3 separate regions of the Mus musculus genome follow, and regions 1 and 3 are each linked to region 2. The links are chromatin loops, found by intact Hi-C in ENCODE. Cell type or tissue: heart. All regions are shown on one strand.

What was found. Peaks named below come from ENCODE experiments on the same cell type or tissue, not always from the same donor. Only the 100,000 strongest peaks of a DNase experiment are listed, where the experiment ranks them.
Region 1: a loop joins it to region 2, with 2.3 times the contacts of the local background. A loop is called at or near these places in 3 of 42 quality-filtered maps.
Region 3: a loop joins it to region 2, with 4 times the contacts of the local background. A loop is called at or near these places in 2 of 42 quality-filtered maps.

Annotation. Positions count from the first base shown.
Region 1 is chr10:102,566,322-102,568,821 of GRCm38, forward strand. No RefSeq gene overlaps it. Among named protein-coding and RNA genes, the nearest start is that of Rassf9, 55 kb to the left of the region's middle. In heart, no CTCF peak of the experiment used is centred here; no DNase peak of the experiment used is centred here.
Region 2 is chr10:102,510,857-102,513,356 of GRCm38, forward strand. It overlaps Rassf9 (Ras association (RalGDS/AF-6) domain family (N-terminal) member 9), which reads left to right and starts at 1,366. Exons shown (of 2, transcript NM_146240.4): 1 at 1,366-1,728. The coding sequence starts at 1,682. In heart, no CTCF peak of the experiment used is centred here; DNase peaks (open chromatin) are centred at 1,055 and 1,485; H3K4me3 peaks cover 805 bases; H3K27ac peaks cover 776 bases.
Region 3 is chr10:102,711,308-102,713,807 of GRCm38, forward strand. No RefSeq gene overlaps it. Among named protein-coding and RNA genes, the nearest start is that of Rassf9, 200 kb to the left of the region's middle. In heart, no CTCF peak of the experiment used is centred here; a DNase peak (open chromatin) is centred at 1,144.

The DNA of each region.
Region 1 (2,500 bases), 55 kb after region 2:
AGGCATTGTTTCTTGGAATAAGACCATAGTTAAACTAAAGCAAAGAACTAAAAGGTAAAATGCCACCATGGGGGAAAAAGTTTTCAGCACATCAAAGAAAACAATAGCGACTCACAGAAAGGTCATAACATTGGTGAGAGATTGTGTAGGCAAAGAATAATCTCACTGATGTGCCAAACTGAAAGCAAACAGAATACACTATAAAAAGTCTCTGTGAGAGGAAGTGGAAATTTTCCACAGATAAAAGGTTACTTTTAGAACCAATGGGGAGGGGGAATATTTGGAAAGCAATTAAACACAATAAACAAATCAAAGTGCATTACACCTTTACATGTAAGATGACATCGTGGAGTTTCTCTAACAGTTTCCCCTATGTTATACAAACTAAAATGATATATCAATTTTGATATGAGTGGTTATTTGATTGTTTTTTCTTAGGACAATGATCTGTGTGGGGAAAAATATAAATTAATAGATAAATGTTTGTAGGAAACATAAAATGTACCACTCAAGTTGTATGCATGGATACATTTATATAAAGTTAGCCATAATACATTTATATAAAGTTAGCTATATACATTTATATAAAGTTAACTATATATAAACTATATTTATATATAGTTATTTTTGTTATTGGTTTAAACATAGCAAGTTACCATCAAGTATGGATGCCTAGATATATAAACTTAGGATTCTACAGCTTCAGTAGGTGAGGATCCTAGAATCAATCCACTTGGATTTTCATCAGAAGATATCTCAAGATGGTAATTCATGGTCTTAACTAAGAACTCAGTCCTATTTCAATTCCCAATTTGTGGAGGATTCTACTCAAGCTCACTAACCCACAAAGGGGAAAAAAAAAAACCTTAATTGCCTTTAAAGCACCAATTGTCTAATTTACAAAGTTTATTTAGACTAAAACCTAAGATCTTTGAAATGAAAGTAAAAATATTCAAAGTAGTAATAGTTAGAAACATGTATAAATATTTGGTTACATTACCAAATAAGTGCTGTGATTCCGTCTATTTTTGTCTTATTTATTTAGTCCAGTAGTTCTCAACCCTTTAGATCGTGGCCCCTTCAGGGTCCTATACCAGATATTCTGCATATCAGGTATTTACATTGTGATTCATAACAGTAGCAAAATTACATTTATGAAGTAGCAACCAAAGAATTTTATAGTCGGGAGTCACTACAACATGAGAAAATGCTACCAAAGCAGCACTAAACAGGTCGTGAACAAGTAATATAGTCATTCGTTTTGGTAAATATTTCTGAGCTCTGACATGTTACCAGGACACGAACTTTGCTATGATTAGTTTTGTCAGCTTGACATATTCTGGAGCCACTTAGGGAAAGGATCTAAATGACGGGTGATACATCAGGTTGACCTGCAGGAGAATGATTCAAGGTAGTTGATGCGAGAACTTCATTGTAGGTATTATTTTGTTTGGGGCTCTGGACAGAATATGTGTAGAGAAAGGGCTTAGCACAAATAGGTTTGTTTCACTCTGCTCCCAACAATGATTGTGATGTGACTTGCTTTTTCAAGTTCTTGTCACCTGCACTTTCCTGTAGTGTTGAAATATAACATTGTATGACAAATAAGGCCTGTCTCCTCTGAGTAGCTATTTCTCAGGGTATTTTGTCATGGCAACAGACATGAAGCTATTACAGTGGTGAGCAAAACAGTGTACCTGTCCTCATGCATCTTATGTTGTAGTGAGTCGAGACAGAACACAAATCAATAAATATTTGCTATGTTAGAAAGGACAATTTTCTAACAGAAAACAAAACATCATTATGGCCAGAGCACTAAATTTATGTTTGAATAAAAAAAAATTCTTTGTACTCTCTAAACAGCCAACAATTGTGAAGATATCTGATAGAGAATACATTTTCTATCTCACCCAGGTTTGCATGTGCCCTATTCTGTGTGAATAAGAGCATTCCTTTATTACTGCAGTGAGAAAAGTGTCACATAGGGACACTGAAGCCTAACCCTGTGTCAGTGACTATTAGTGACTGCCAAAGAAGCAGAGATACTGGAACTGGTCCAGCATGGATTGTTCTCACACTACTTGTGAGAAATGACAAAGCTGAGAGTGATAGTATTGAGATAATGTGACCCCCAGAAGCTATGCCAGAAGAAAAGAATTTAGAAAGAAAACTATTTGAAATTAATCTCATAATATGACTATAAAAATAAAGAAGGCATTTTAAGTCAAAGCAACAATACTACATGAATCCATAGGCATGAGACATATTAGCAATCTTAAATTACAGGGAAAGAATTTTATAGGCTGCAGGGAAGGTGGGGATAGTAAATCAATAAGCACACAAACATGTGCTGAGTCACATTATACAGAACCTTTATGCATTGTGCTGCAGTTTAGAAATTACTTGCCTTGGGTAGATCAATGACAGAGGATGCTCTGAGTTGCTGATCACACAATGAACGGACTGGGAGGATCTGGAGAAGAGATAATGAGTGATTCTG
Region 2 (2,500 bases):
ATGCATATATATCCTACAAATGAAGTTGTGATTACATAATGAAAATGGGTCTTCCTATCACTTTGAAATCCTGAACATTGAAGTGTGTACAAGAATAAAACGACTCCTTCCAACCATGTCTTGCTTGCTGATGCTGCTGTCCAGACGGGATTTCCATAGAAAACAGTGTCCATCTGTGTGCTTTGCTGGGACTCAAGACATCAGCCTGAAAAGGGAAATTGTAAGGCCGGCAAGCCCATTTTTCCCTCCCTCCTCCCTCCCTCCCAACCCCACAGGCATGTGATTAGGAACTGGGTTGTGTTTTAGGGAGTCATTGCTGGTGTGTGTGTGGGGGGGTGGGGGGTGATAGCAGATTCTTCAAAATAAGGCTCAGAGTAAATCCTCCAGGAACTTTCCCCTGGACACTTATCCTCCTATAGCTCCTGTGTCTGTCTGTCTGTCTCGTCCAGGTCATAGGTTAAAGTTTTACATACCAGCAGACACACACACACACACACACACACACACACACACACGCACACACACACACACATTTTATAGCTCCTGTGTCTGTCTGTCTGTCTCGTCCAGGTCATAGGTTAAAGTTTTACATACCAGCAGACACACACACACACACACACACACACACACACACACGCACACACACACACACATTTTGATAGTATACCAATTTTAGTTCCATAGACTCCTTCTACTGTTCAGTAGTTAAAGGTGGTGATGGCAAGCAGCTCACTTTTCCTAGGGCACTCCCAAGGTCCCTGAGACACAGCATGTGGTCTCCAAAGGCTGACGGATGCCAGCACCTTAGGAAGCCAGCTATATCATTGGGCAGTGATCAGTTAACCCAGCAGCCCTTGGTCCTTCACGGTTTCCCCACCCTTTTTTGTTTTTTAATGGAGAGCCAGGGAACCTGCTTTCTTAGTTGCTGCACTGCTCAACTGGCCTTACCACGCTTGCATTCAGGGAAGGGGAGGGTTTTTATTTTGTGTGTATGGAGTAGGTAGGGGAAGCGTTCCTCCTGCTCATTCCTGTTTGCCAAGATCAGATTACTTTTCACTGACTGGAGCTGGCTGGCAGGAGGCCGCAGGGGGGAGGGGGGTAGCTTTAAATCTTTTATGTGTGTACACCTTGTGTGGCTGGGTGTGGAAAGCAGGAAAGGGGGGGGGGGGTTCCAAGTCGAGTGCAATTCCCATTCCATGGCTATTACCATGCCTGTAGGGTTGGCAGGTCTTAGAGTTTAGCTAGTTGGCAAATAGCTACAACACACAATAGAGGCTCTCCCCTCCTTCCTTCCCTCCCTTCCTCTCTCTTTCCCTTCCTCCCTCCTCTCCACCCTTCCTCCCTCTCTGACTCTCCCTCTTCCTCTCTCCCTCTCTCTCCTCCCTCTCCTCTATCTTTTGAGCTTCCAAACACACACCTTCTTCCAGGCTGAAGCTGGGCTGGTCTCCCTAGGCACAGCAGCCACAACAATCCCGCAGTTCAAAGTTAGGCAGCAATTGCACAACTTCCAGCAACTCTCTCAGCCAGCTGCTAATGAGCTTGAAAGCAAGGAACATCTGAGGAGTTGAAAAGGAAGCCTCCAGCCTTCCTCCTTTCACCAGAGAGACCCAGACACCCCTCCCAGGGCCCAGATTACTTTGAGATAAGGACTGTGTTATTTGCTTGCCTTGCCGGACAGACCATGGCTCCCTTTGGAAGAAACTTACTGAAGACACGACATAAAAACAGGTAAAAAAAAAAAAAAAATGAGTGCGTGTGTGTGTGTGTGTGTGTGTGTGTGTGTGTGTGTGTGTGTGTGTGTTGGATTCAGTTCCCTAAGCCTTTGGTTCTGATGAGAACTGTTTGGCGAGTCGGTCGGGATCTAGAATGAAGACCCAGCTAGCTCTTCAGACCATAGGTCCTGTATTGACGATGGACGTATCCCGAACAAGGATCATGGGAAATCATGACTGATTTTTAACTCTCTTTTCCCTTTATGGCAGTCTGAGTACACTAACTAACACTAACATTTTCTCTTTACTTTGTCTTGAACTTTTGGGGAGAGAAGAATCACAAGATCTGGTTTAGTTTAAGCGTTGCATTAGAATATCTCTTTTTGAAAAAGCTTAAGAGTTTGGGAAAGATACAACTAGGATTTCTAATCACTTATTGAAAGGAAAAATTAAAAAAAAAAAGTACAACTGCTGATACAATCTGGAAACAATGCTTTGGTCCCCTCTAAGAGTGGAGCATTTCTAAAATCTGGAAAGTTCCCAATTGCGAACATTCCCAGAAGGAGCTCTTAATGGACTGTGTGTCTTTGAGAACTTTAGGTGGCTTAGGCGTTCAAAGAGGAGACAAGCAGCTATGTGCTTCACTTTATTATTGCCACTATACTTAGAGTTAATGCATGTACTCTGCATACTGAGAGAGAGAGAGAGATTGGAAGGGGGGATTTGGAATAATGGGATAATATCTATATATTTCACTACCATAACTAATTTACTTATACTCAAATATT
Region 3 (2,500 bases), 200 kb after region 2:
CTTTCTGGCTTCTAGCTATTATAAATAAGGCTGCTATGAACATAGTGGAGCATATGTCCTTATTACCAGTTGGAACATCTTCTAGGTATATGCCCAGGAGAGGTATTGCTGGATCTTCTGGTAGTACTATGTCCAATTTTCTGAGGAACCGCTAGACTTGTACAGAGTAGTTGTACAAGCTTGCAATCCCACCAACAATGGAGGAGTGTTCCTCTTTCTCCACACCCTTGCCAGCATTTGCTGTCTGAGGTGAAATCTCAAGGTTGTTTTGATTTGCATTGCATATGCCAGCAACATTTTGCTGAAAGGACCCTGATATAGCTGTCTCTTGTGAGGCTATGCTGGGGCCTAGCAAACACAGAAGTGGATGCTCACAGTCATCTATAGGATGGAACACAGGGCCACCAATGGAGGAGTTAGAGAAAGCACCAAAGGAGCTGAAGGGGTCTGCAACCCTATAGATAGAAAAACAATATGAACTAACCAGAGCTTGTGTCTCTAGCTGCATATGTAGCAGAAGATGGCCTAGTCGGCCATCATTGGGAAGAGAGGTCCCTTGGTCTTGCAAACTAAATGCCCCAGTACAGGGGAATGCCAGGGCCAAGAAGTGGGAGTGGGTGGGTAGGGGAGCAGGGCCGGGGGAGCATATAGGGAACTTTCAGGATAGCATTTGAAATGTAAATAAAGAAAATATCTAATAAAAAAGAAAAATAAGGAATGCTTTTTCATCAACAAAGAAATCGTAGTCCATTCACATAGCTTCTTAAAATACCATACATTTTTCCTGCAGGAATCAACCTTTAGTTTTAAGGTATTTTTTTGATGATTGCTACCTTTAAATATATGCTCACTATATCAACCTAAGGTGAAGAAAGAATGGAATTTTCAGGTGTATTTACCGATAAATGTTAGGATTGAAGTGCTATTGCTACATAGTAGACACTTTCCCTAACACTATACAAAACACAGACTATGTACAAAGAATCTAAACTGAAAAAGATCTTCCATACTAACCTTACAAGTTCTTTGACAGATTCAGTCACAGAATTAGGCCATTTAAAATGTGCTATTTGTCACGCTGAGGAAAAGCTCCTGAGATCATGAACTTACTCAGGAAACCTGAGAGTCCACACCCAACCATTGTGCAAGTTCCAGGAGAGGAAGTGCTGCACAAATGGTAATGTGATGTGCATAGCAGTTGTGGCAGGACCCTGAGTATTATTTATGGCTTTCACAGTTTCTATGCATGTTTCACTGAACTCCTGTATATTAAAAAAAAAAAAAACAAAAAAACAAAACACTTGCTACACCGTTATATTTCAAGCTGACTTTATACATAACTGAAGCAAATGGAATGTGTATTTTATGTACAAAGATTTTTATAGCTAGAAGTTTTTTTTAATGTACATCCAAAAAACATTCTTAGCCCATTTTTTCTTTCTTTTTAATTGAAAATAATTTTTATACACTATATTCTGATCATTGTCAACCCTCCCTCATCTCCTCTCATGATGATTCCACCTACCCACCCATCCAAATCCATGCCTTCTTTCTGGCTTTCTTTAGAAAATAAACAGATAAATAGAAAAACAAACAAAAAATAGGAAAAAAAAGATAAAAGACATGAGAACGGCACAGACACACAGACACACACACACACAGACAGACAGACAGACAGACAGACAGACACACACACACACACACACACACACACACTCAGAGAAACCATAAAAGCATAAAACATAATATATGAACAAAAAACCAGGATGGAAGAAAAAACAAACAAAACCCAAAAGAAAGCAGTATGAGGCAAATAACAACAAAGAAATCTCCAAAAGCACTCCACTGAAGAGAACTAATTTTTTCCTTTCAAGCAACTGTCAATTAGAGATTGCTCCATGTTTAGAGAGGTCTCCCCTCTTAGTTCTGAGAGCCAATATGGCTTAGACCTGGGCAGGCCTTGTGCATGCTGTCACTATGAGTTCATATGTATGTGAGTGTTGTTGTATGTGGGGAGCATTGTTTCTGTAGTGTCTTCTACCCCCTCTGTTTCTTACAATCATGCTGCTTACACATCTTCAAAGTTCCTGAGCCCTGAGGGGAGCGATTTGATGGAGACACTGCTCTCTCTCTCTCTCTCTCTCTCTCTCTCTCTCTCTCTCTCTCTCTCTCTCTCTCATATCTTTTTTATACAGTCCAGACTTTATCCCCGTCCTGGTCCACCCTCTGACTGTTTTACATTCCATACCCCCCCAATCCCCCATCTCCACAAGGATGTCCCCACCCTCCACCCCCACCCCACCAGACCTCCCCATACCCTGTGGCCTCCAGTCTCTTGAGGGTTAGGTGCATCTTCTCTGACTGAGTCCAGAACCTGCAGTCCTCTGTTGTATATGTGTTGGGGTCTCATATCAGCTAGTGTTGATGCCTGGTGGATGTCATTGTCTGAGAGATCTCAGGGCTCCAGGTTACTTGAGACTACTGGTCTGGTTGGTCTCTC